Linked DNA regions of Mus musculus: region 2 is linked to region 1. The links are chromatin contacts, found by POLR2A ChIA-PET in ENCODE. All regions are on one chromosome and are shown on one strand. The core of a region is the stretch at or near the end of the contact, and the rest is flanking DNA. Distances in the headings are between cores, read along the strand shown.

What was found. ChIA-PET counts read pairs that join two places held with the same protein, here RNA polymerase II (POLR2A).
Region 2: POLR2A ChIA-PET joins it to region 1 with 30 read pairs in embryonic stem cell. The contact joins the enhancer-like site here to the promoter of Utp14b in region 1. POLR2A ChIA-PET finds 5 or more read pairs at or near these places in 3 of 5 experiments (Patski and embryonic stem cell).

The regions. Positions count from the first base shown.
Region 1 is chr1:78,654,973-78,660,619 of GRCm38, forward strand. It overlaps Utp14b (UTP14B small subunit processome component), which reads left to right and starts at 2,853. Exons shown (of 3, transcript NM_001001981.3): 1 at 2,853-3,131. It overlaps Acsl3 (acyl-CoA synthetase long-chain family member 3), which reads left to right and starts at 2,853. Exons shown (of 15, transcript NM_001033606.2): 1 at 2,853-3,131.
Region 2 is chr1:78,566,299-78,571,945 of GRCm38, forward strand. The region is part of intron 2 of Gm39665 (a long non-coding RNA gene); the gene reads right to left. It also overlaps a transcript of Mogat1 not described here. Among named protein-coding and RNA genes, the nearest start is that of Gm39665, 19 kb to the right of the region's middle. Within about 2 kb of position 2,046, at least 2 of the 3 ENCODE cell types and tissues checked have a DNase peak (open chromatin) inside an H3K27ac peak, as active enhancers do.

The DNA.
Region 1 (5,647 bases), core at 1,603-4,102:
TTTAAAGTTGCTTCTTGTTGATTATTCTGCTCCTTGGAGTCAGAGCCTCCTTCATTCACACAGCATCATGTGCTATATTCATACCCACCCACCCACCGGAAATGAAACAAAAACATTCCTGTTAAAACTCTAAATATCAGCTGGTTCTGTTGTCTTATCGTAATGGGAAATGTAGTTTTTGTGATATAGTTACAGTCTCTTTCTATGCCCCTTCACAGGAAATAGACCATTACATGTTTATGTCAATTATAGACAATTCCCCTTACTGTTGCAGTAAGTTGGAAACACACCAAAAGGGCACAAGGGACTGCCTACTCCTGTTCATGATTTCATGTGGTTGACCCTTAATAGTCTCTGACTTGAAGTTTTACAAAAAAGAAGGGAAATGTAATCAAAATTCAATACCCCTCAAAACTCTGAACACATACTGAATCCTTTCTAAGAGAAAAGCAAATGTGCTTTGCCTTGCCTTGCCTTGCCTTTCCTTTCCTTTCCTTTCCTTTCCTTTCCTTTCCTTTCCTTTCCTTTCCTTTCCTTTCCTTTCCTTGTCTTGGTTGGTTATTCTGAGACAGAGTTTCACTCTGGAGTTTAAGCTGGCCTGCAACTCACTGCGTAACCCAAGCTAGGGCCAGTGTCACAGCAGCAGCCCTCCAGCCGCAACATCTCTAGTGCTGGGATCACTGTGCCCAGATGTGTTTTTGCTTTTTCTTTTTATTATATTTATTTTGTGCATGTGTACTTGTATCCCATGGTGAACTCAGGTCATCAAGCTTCGCACTAAGCACCTATAATCCTCTGAGTCACCTTGCCAGTCTCTCTCTCTCTCTCTCTCTCTCTCTCTCTCTCTCTCTCTCTCTCAACAAAACACCATCTTCTGCTTCTGGCAGGCCTAGACCTTACTAAATAGGCTAGGCATGCCTCAAATTTAGAGATCTATCTGCCTCTGCCTTCCAAGTACTAAGATTAAAGTTGTGAGTCATCACACCCTGTTGTTTCAAAACAACAACGACAATAAATAAACCTAGGTGAGGTTGGAAGATTGTCTGGAGTTTAAGGTTAGCCTGTGGGCTTAGTGTAAGCACGAGTTTCCAGGTGTAAACAAAGCCTAAAGAGGTGTATCACACCTGTAATCCTAGAATCACTGTGAATTCTAGGCCACCCTGATCTACATAGTAAAATCCAGGCCTGTCTGAGCTACATGAGATCTTGGCTCCCACTCTCCCACAAAGAACTAAACAACCATACAAAGAAGCCTAGTGAACAGAAGCACAATAATTTCTGTTTAACTAGTATTAAACAGCAGACAATATTCCAATTCAGTATTTGAATCTCAAGAGTATTTTCTGTTAAATGTAAATACATGCCCATAAAATATTGTTTAGCCTATAAAGAGATAACGAAGAAAGATGTCCCTGGAATTCTACACATGTGTTTTATGTTTGTTAACTGGGGAGGAAGGTTCACTATTAGTTTTGCTGTCTTGAAGTTGCTTAGTTTTTCTCAAGGTTTGCAGTTCTGAATGACCACTTCTGAGGTACACATCTTCATCCCTCTGTAGACTGGAAATTCTGCATTCCTTTTATTGGCAGGGTTTCCTTGGGAAATGTGAAATTCCTAGTAGGAGCAGGCTGCTTGAGTCAAACACTATCTGTTCTTTCAGGCAATTAGACTGGCTAGGGGCCCAAGGTGAGTGAGTGAGCTGGCTTTGTAGAGTGTATCATGGCTCCACCTAGCTCAAGTCCTGGCAGCCTCCTCGGAGTTTTTAAGATTGTCCTGGGAAGTGAGCCTCTTTCTGCCTTAGCTTGAGGCTAGCACAGCAACTCGACCTTTCACCTACTTAAAGAAAAGTTCACAGACCAACTAAATAATAGGTTAGGTTAAGAAAAAACAACTCTGCTACGAACAGTCTCTTTCTAATATTACACTCCAGTGGCTGATTTAGTCATTTGTGTTTTGCTGGGTGAATGTTTTGAGTGGGGGGAGGCAGTTGTAAAATAAATGCCTATATCCTGATGTAGTGTCCAAGAGGATCTATACAATGGCAAACTAAACAACACACACAGTCATAAAGATTCATAAAGCTTTTTTTTTTTTTTTTTTTCCGAGACAGGGTTTCTCTGTATATCCCTGGCTGTCCTGGAACTCACTTTGTAGACCAGGCTGGCCTCGAACTCAGAAATCCGCCTGCCTCTGCCTCCTGAGTGCTGGGATTAGAGGTGTGCGCCACCACGCCCGGCTGATAAAAGATTATTTTTGAGTAAAGTTTCATCCTTTGCAAACATGAAATGTGGGTATGCGAAGATTTACGAGTAAACGGGATACACGCTGCATTAAACGAAGCCCATGCAAGAGAAATAATACAGGGCATGCTTTGAGCTTTCCCCTTCACAAGCATTTTCAAACGTCATTTTTTTTTTTTTCTCTTTGCAAGATTTGCTAGAAATCCGTGTTCAAACTAGGATAACGAACCCAGTCCTGAGAAGAATGGGGAAAAAAAAAAACAAGCAGGTTATTTCTTCGTTTATATTGAGATTTATGCATCGCAGCAGTGAAGGCGGGTTTTGCAGTTCTCAGCGGGGGCACCCTGGACGCCTCAGGTCTTCCCGCCCTGCGCCCCCTGCCCAGCTCCCCTCTGCAGCTGCTGTAGCTGCGGGTCCGTCCCGCCGCTCCCCTCCCCAAGGGCTCAATCCCCGCCCTGCGAGGGCCCCAGTCGGGTCCAGCCGTCGGCGGCTCCGCAGAATGACCCATAGTAACCTCGCCCCGCCCCTGCCGCCAGCACCGCGCTCCCCAGGCCGGCATTTGATAGGCCGAGCCCCGCACGCGCCACCGCCCGCGGGCCAATGGGCGGCGGTCTCTTTGCATATGCAACGAGCGCCAGCCCGGGGTGCGCGTCCAGGACTGCGGCTCAACAGACGCTGCTCAGCCGGCGCCCGGGAAACGTCGCTGCGGTTGTGGCCGCGGTCGCGGGCTCGGACGAGGAGGCGGCGGCAGAGCGGGAGGCTGAGCCGGCAGCAGGCGGTCGTCCCCGTCTCGCAGGGCGGCCCCAGCAGCTGCGTCAGGGTCCTGAGGAGGTGGCGCTGGGCAGGAGCCGCTCTGAGGAGCAGCCAGGCCTGCGTGGGTCGGAGCCCGCGGTGAGTGCGCGCAGCGCCCGTTGTGAGGCGATGAGGGTCGCGGGATGGCGGCCAGGCCTCCCTCCTCCCACTCGGCGAGCGTGCATGCCGCTCGCCGGTGCCTGAGGGGACTCCTGGGCCGCGGGGTGCTGGGCCGTGGCGAGGGTCGGGGAAACGGGGGTTGGTGGAGGGTGAGTGGCGAGTAGGGCGTCCTCGCGGATTCGGGGAAACCGCCGGCGTGGAGCTGCGGGCGCGGGAGGAAGGATGCACCGCGGCCTCCTCCGCGGGCGCGGGCACGTGGGTGGGGTCGTCCCGCTCCACGCGGCCGCGCGGCGTCCGTGGGAGGTACCAGCGCCCAGAGGGTCCCTGAAAACTGCGGGTGTGGGACAGGAAATGCGGGTGCGGGCGGTGGGAATGGCGTGGGGAACCTCTGGTGTCTCCTCCTAAGTGCGTTTTAGTCTCGGACGAGTCAGTCATGAGATGCATACATAGGCAGCCCCGGGGGTCACTTGTGATCCCCGTGATGGGATTTCACAGATGAAGATCCAACTGTATGGTCCGTTCTGGTTCTAGAACAGGTATTCCGATCACTTGTACATAGAGCCCCTCAACTTAGAAAGGGCAGGACAGTTTTTGGGAATCCAGTGGAAACTAGAGAGGGGGGATTGATAACTGCCTAGAATGACAGAGCTGGCATTTACTGAGCTTTTTTTAAAGGCCACACACCAAGAACTTTGTGCATGGCTATGTTTACATTGTTAGTCCACCGGGACGGTCGCACATTCTCAGTTTTACAGCGAGAGAGCCTGCACTGTGGACACGTTAACTTAGCCCAGATCTGAGCTACTAGGAGAAGCTTGAGCCCCAGGAGGGCCTGTCTGAATCTAGAACAAATCTCTGATGGCTTTAGTAGCAACAGCCCTCTGTTGGTGTTTGAATGGTTTCCGTGGCTTTGGGTTTCTAGGTTCTTTTGGGTCTTAGGGGTTCTGCAGAGCTGTAGTTTGGTGTTTTTGTTTTTCCTGTTTGTTTTAGGCTGTTTTGTATGCGCACTTTGGCTCTGAGTGTTGTTGAAGGGTGCTGCTGAGTTGCCCCTAGAAGTGCATGCAAAGCTTATTACAGAGAGGGAAGTGTTGGGACTTGAGAGTGCGTTTTCTGGTGTCTCCCTGAGCACCCCTCACATGTAGAGTTGAAGGCTGATTGTATTTTCTAACTTAGGCTCTGATTCTTCTGTCATAAAGTGCCTTGACTCCAGTGTGGCCACAGGAGAGGGTCACCTGGTATCTTTGGAGTCCAGTTACTGGATTTGTAGGACATTTGGGCCGAGTGACTGGTACCCTGTGAGTCCCAAGATGTCCTCCTTGGAGAAAGCAAAGAAAGAAGGACACACTGAAGGACACTGTGTGTGGGAATAACACTAGCGCCTTCCTGATTCAGTTAATTGTTCACGGAGAGCCTTCTCATTGAGTCATGTCAGGCATCTTAGCAGGTGCTGGGAGATATAACAGGGATAGGTTGATCTGTCCCTGTGCCCTCAGGCTGGGATTAGACTACATGCCAAGGATTTTGTAGATAAATGGGTGATTGCAACCTATGTTACATGCAATAAAGGTGAAGTATTGGATGATTGAAGATTCTAACAAGCATTATGATTTACATGGAAATCCAGGGAGCTGCTTTTTAAGAACGGATTATGTGAGATTTTTTTCCTAGATGTCCAATTTGTGCTCTGAGGCTGAAATTAAATGTACATAGGACAAGCGCTTCAGAGCTTTTTGAGCAACTATAATAATATATTTTTTTATTTTAATATATTTCCCACCAGATTGTTATCTCAGTTCAAATTGTGGAGTATCTGAATGAGATAGGTAGGGAGTATTCCCAGGCCCGCCTTTAGAGTGCTTAAAGCTCAGAAGCAGCAATCTTTTATATGGATGTGGATTTGAAGGTGTGATTTAGACGTCCCCACCTCACAACACCCACCTCACCCCACTTACCCCTCAGTGATAGGCTTTTCTGATTTACAGTAAGCATCATAATTTTTTAAAGTATTCATTGTAGCTTATATTTTACTCAGTAACTTAACATAAAAATTTCAGCTCTAAGCTGGGTTTGGTGGCTCACCTTTTATCCCAGCACCTAGGAGGCAGAGGCAGGTAGGTTTGAGGCCAGCCTGTTTTATGTAATTCCAGGACGTAATTAGACCCTGCCTCAAAAAAACCAAAAACTAAATAAACATCTTTCAGTTCTTAGGAAGCAAGAAAACCATGCATGAATTGGGATATAGATATCTATTCAAACACTTCAAAAGGTAATATAACTAATTGTAATACTTTTATTGGATACCAGCTGTATGCAAGTATTGTCCTTTGTGTATACTGTTTAGAATAAGTGCAAAGATGTGCTTAAAAGTCCCTGCTCTGAAAATTTCATATCAATACTGATTTTTTTCATAGCACTGTCATATGTTATACTAGCTGAGCCTTTGAAGAGGTTAGTATGATGAGCAGAAATTCACGAAAGTGGAGATGTTAGGCAGA
Region 2 (5,647 bases), core at 796-3,295, 89 kb before region 1:
GAGATCTTCTCATTTAGTTCCAATTTTAATTTTCCAACATTTTGTGCTAAGTTTGCCAAAAGAGCGTACAGTGCTGACACAAGAATTAAATGTGGTCATTCACAGCCTACTTAGGGGTTAGATTTTTCTTTTCTCTTAGTTGTGTTTTGTGGAGATTCTTTAGAGTTTTCTGTGGGCTGGCGAGATGGCTCAGCAGATAAGAACACTGACTGTTCTTCCGAAGGTCCTGAGTTCAAATCCCAGCAACCACATGATGGCTCACAACCACCCGTAATGAGATCAGATGACCTCTTCTGGTGCGTCCGAAGACAGCTACAGTGTACTTATGTATATTAATAAATAAATCTTTGGGCCAAAGGGAGCAGGGACTAAGCAAGCAAAGTTGACCAGAGCGAGTGGGTTTGACTGGAGCAAGTAGAGGGAGGTCCTAAAAATTCAATTCCCACGTGAAGGCTCACAACCATCTGTACAGTTACAGTGTACTCAGATACATAAAATAAATAAACAAATCTTTTAAAAAAAGTTTTCTGGGAGTGAGGCTCAACAAGGTAAATAGCTTGTCTTTAAAAAAACATGGGGGGGGCAGGAGAGCGGGAGGGAGGGCATGGGGGACTTTTGGGATAGCATTGGAAATGTAAATGAAGAAAATACCTAATTTAAAAAAAAGGAAAAAAAATTAAAAACATACAGCTTTAAGTTAAAGAGGCAGAATCAAGATCAGTGTATGCTGCCTAGTTACCCTATCCCAAAGAAAGCAAAGGAGAGAGAGAGAGAGAAAGAGAGAGAGAGAAAGAGAGAGAGAGGTTTATTGGGCTCTCATCTCTGCATCACTTCTAGCCTGCTGTCAGCACTGAATAAGTATAGAGGCTCTCCTGTCACTCAGAACATTTGCCACTAGCACACATGGCCTCTTGAACACAAGAAGTGTACTAATTCCATTTAGCTCTGTTGAGCGATGCTGCAAAAATACTCATGGGATTTTGGAGACTTGCTAAAAAGTAGAAGCTACAGAATTGCTCGTTAGTTAAGAATTGATGATCATATGCCATAAAGGGGAAATAAAATATTAGTGCAAATTAATTTCACGTGCTTCTTTTTTCTTGCTCGAGAACACTAGTAGAAATGTTAAAATAACTCTTGTGGCTCTCATTCTATTCTAAAGTATGCTGTTCTCTCGAAGGTACTGGCTATACTTAGCACCTCTCCTTTGTTGTTTCCTCCACAGATTAAGCTGCTATTTGGGGGTTTAGGAAAAATTTCCCAGCAGGATGGAGGAGGTGTCTCAGCAGGCCAGGGTGTTATACCAGGCCCTAATGCCACGGACTTAACTGGGCTAATCTGATTGAGCAGGAATTTAACGGCTTTGGTCATTAGCCAAGCCTTGGCCTTTGCAAACCCTACCTGTGTCTTTGGATTATATTTTGGGGAATTAAAAAAGGATCGAGAATAAAAGACTGAAAGGAAGTAAACCAGATCCCCTCTTCACATCCTTGGGATGACGGTCCAACGTTACAGGGTTTCTAAATTTGTCTTGAGTTTACCTGGATAGCAAGCTGAGAGCTATTTCAGTGCTTGCCTTTGTCTATAAAGGAAATGTCGGTGGTTACGGTCTCCTTTCTTTTTTGTACAGCTACAGTTGAAAGGGCTGGAAAAGTACATTTGCTTTGGAGAGGTTGAGAGACAGATCGAAACCCTGCAGGGAGTATCCAGTTACCTCCTCCAGCTGGGAAAAAGACTGCTGGCCCAGGATGGGATTTCAATCCTTAAAGTTACATAAGCAAACAGCCTATCCATCCCATGCAATGATAATTATATGAAAGGAGCTAAATAGATCCAGGTCAGCTCCTTGCTAGAGATGCAGAAGCTTGGGGAATGGGGGGAGGACTGAGAGAGGTCACTGTCCTTTGCCAGCCAGCAGTTGGTAGGGTGGGACAAAAGCTCACAGATTATCTAGCTCAGGGCCCTCAATGTGCTGTGAATATCACAATCACCTGGGGAATGTTAACGATCACCAGGTTTAAAGCTGAACTCCAGACCAATGAAGTCATCGGTGTTTGGAAAGCTTCCCAGGTCATTGCGACTCTCAGCCAAGTTCGTAAAGCGCAGATCTAGGTCACCCCCTTGTTTTTGTGACAGGGAGATACAAAAGATCAGGGGACACTGCTTCAAGTTCCTCCAGCTGGCAAGTGGCAGAGCAGAGACAAGTCCTTTCTTTCCTTGGCTTTGACTTTGTATTCTCCTTTTCCCATAGTCTCAGCTCGCCACCCTTCCGTGACATTGACATTATCCTGCTTTCCTTCGAAATGTTTCCCCAGATCTTTGCAGAGCTATCTCAGCTTCCACTCTTGAGCCCAATGCCAACTGCAAGCCACGTCAAAAACACATTATTGTCTTTCTTTGGGGCACCTCCCAAACTCTCAAATCAAGGGGATGTGTGTTGGTGCTGCCCCAAGTCTGGGTGGGTTGATTCTTGGCAGGAACACTGAGTATCTTCTGGGCAGTATAACTAGCCCTATGTTATCCCCAGGGTCTACTTCCACACAGCCAACTTACCTTGAAAATACCCAGAAAAAAAGCAGGACCTGGTGGCACACACCTGTAATCTGAGCACTTAGAAGTCTGAGTCAGGAGGATTATAGGTAGGAATTTGAGGCTAACCTGGGCTACATAGCAAGTCTGTAAGGTAAGTCTGGTCTACACATGCAGAGTTACATACTGAGTCATACACAAAGACTAACCCCACCCCAAAAAACCATAATTTTAAAATCTGTCTGTATATAACATTTACAAACATTTTCCTCTTTTAAAAAAATGCAAGTATGCAGTGTATGTAGAATATATCTTCCCCATATCTACCTGATTGCCTCTCTTTCCTCTCCCCTCTCCCTCCCATTAGTCCCATCTGTTGCCTAGATAATTTGCCTGTCTTCTTTCATGCATATATACATACATGACTATATTCATTGATATAAAATCAAGGAACCACACATAAGGCTAGTTTATAAGATTCTCTCCAATCCCATTTATTTTCCTACAGATGCCCATTTCTTTCTTCTTTATGACTTAAAAGAGTTCCATTGTTTATATCAAACTTTTTCTTGTCATTATCTTCTAAGCAAGCTGGTCTAAACTCTTCTGTGACTACATTTACATTGTACTGGGTTCTTTACGTACTCTATATACGACTTAAAAGGAAGATGAACATACACTATATGCAAATATACCCATTTTATATAGGGGACTTCTATCACGAAAACAGAAAACAAAATATGGTCTGTGGTGAAGACAGTCTAGAGACTGGCACTGCAGTGATTGCTGGTAGTCTGCTGCCTGTTGCTTTTTTTAACTTACTTTATGCTTTGTTATGCTCAACACTGTCCACTGTTCTTCCCCCACCCCCCACCCCCGGATGACTGAAGATCTATGTTTTGATTGAAATCAGAATGACAGAGGCCTGTGAATTTTCTCTTGCACTCAGGTTGTGGGGAATTGGCACTGTACAGGGAGCAAAAGCGGCACAAGTGTAGCAGCTTTGTCTTTTAACAAGGACAACACACAGTTGGAGTGGTCCCGCCCCAATCTAGAGGTGACATTTGGCAGCTTGTTTTTTAATACTCTTGGCTTTATCTGAGAGTCGTGCTTTTTCTGGAGTACGCAATACAGTGGAGACAGGAGGATGTATGAGCTCCAAATGTGCTAACAGTTGCTTCATAGAAAGCGTCAGCAATGGGGCTGAGGAAATGGTGCTCCAGAAGAGGACTTGAATTTAAAGGACCTGAGTTCAAGTCCCCAACACTCACGTAAAAGTCAGACATTGCAACTGTAGGTGTCAGTTAGCCCAACGTGGTAGGGCAGAGATTCTAGGAGCTCTCTGATCAGCCAGCCTTTCTAAACAGCAAGCTTCAGCTCAGTCACAGACTCTGTAATGCTGTAAAAAGGACATTGTACATCCTCCTCGGGCCTCAGGATGCACATGACAGGTGAATGCACTTGCATGCCACATATGCGCACACAGCACATACACAGATACCACCAACACATACAGACACACATACATATATGCATATGAAGACACACACGTATATATGCATACACAAACATATTCACATGTGTATTTACACTCACCAGCAAAAGTCTCATGCATTTGCTCATCTATTATCTGAGTAGCATAATAAGCCCCTGAATGGCAAGCATGGAAATTAGTATTTGAAATCAACTATTCAATCTGCCTAAAAAGCAATTTTTTAAAACACCAGGGGAACAAAAGAGGTGATTCACAACTTCAAAAGAGAAAACAAACGCTGAATTCTGAGCAGGCCATGTCCTCACCTGAACTCCGTTATCCTTGTTGGCAGTTAGGATAGGGAGTTGGGTAACCTAAGCTGCCTCCTGCTGCCATTATTGTCACAGGGGACTCTTCACCCATTGTGTGAGAGCTGTTTTCAACAGTCTGCAGACAATTGGTTGGTTCACAGGGAACTGGGTTTTAAAGAAACAATGAACCATTTCAATTGCATTTCTACAAAAATGGGACAGTGCTGTTTGCCTCTTCTAAGACAGACGTGCAGTGGCATCACAACTCACAGTTGAGTATAAGCTGAATAGTGTTTGACTTTATCCTAGGAGAAGGTTGTTCCTAAGCCAACCATGGCTATCTAACTTAAAAAAACAAAAAAACAAAAAAACAAAAAAACCTAGCTCTGGAGTCAGACAGATCCCTTTATGTGGCCTCAATAAGGCTGCACCTTTCAGAGTCTTCATCCCTTGTTCCACTAAATAAGGCATATGACACAAACCCTTTCCCAGCGACTTGTTATATATGAACTGTTGCATATAAACATTTAGCCAATGCCTGCACATAGCAAGGTCTCAATAAACATTAGCAACTATGATAGTTCTGCATCACATTATATGTGTAACAGTCCAGAGTATTCCGAATTTAGTATGACCCTCACCCACAGGGAGACCTGCTTGATTCCTTTCTCATGTTTGGAACTGAGTTATAAAGAAATTCAGAAGGCCAGCAAAAGTACCAAGTGAGGCAGGAGAATGGCTGTAAGTAAGTAAGAATGGCTATATCGTAGTTCCAGGGCAGCTGGGGCTACAGCATGAGATTCTATCTCAAACCAAACAGAAGAGAATAATAAAGGTAAGGTACAGGGATGGAGAGATGGCTCCGCAGCTAAGAAACCTTACTACTGCTCTACCAGAGGACCCCAAATTCAGTTCCCAGCAGCCATGTCAGGTAGCTTATGACAACCTCCAGGGAATCTGACACCTTCCTGCCTTTACTGGTACTAGGCACATATGTGACATACATACATACATACATACAAGCAAAACCACCTATACATACATATACTCAGGCAAAACACATGCATAAATTAGAATATAATAACAATAAAAAGTAGGATATAGAAAAAAACTTTAAGATAAAATCTTCTCAATAATGTCATCCATCTGGAAATCATAACTGTCGGTGTTTTGTGGTGCTATTTTACATATTTGGGTTTCTTTTCTTTCTCTGTCTCTTTCTTTCTCTCTTTCTTTCTTTCTTTCTTTCTTTCTTTCTTTCTTTCTTTCTTTCTTTCTCTCTCTCTGTCTCTCTCTCTTTCTTTCTTTCTTTCTTTCTTTCTTTCTTTCTTCC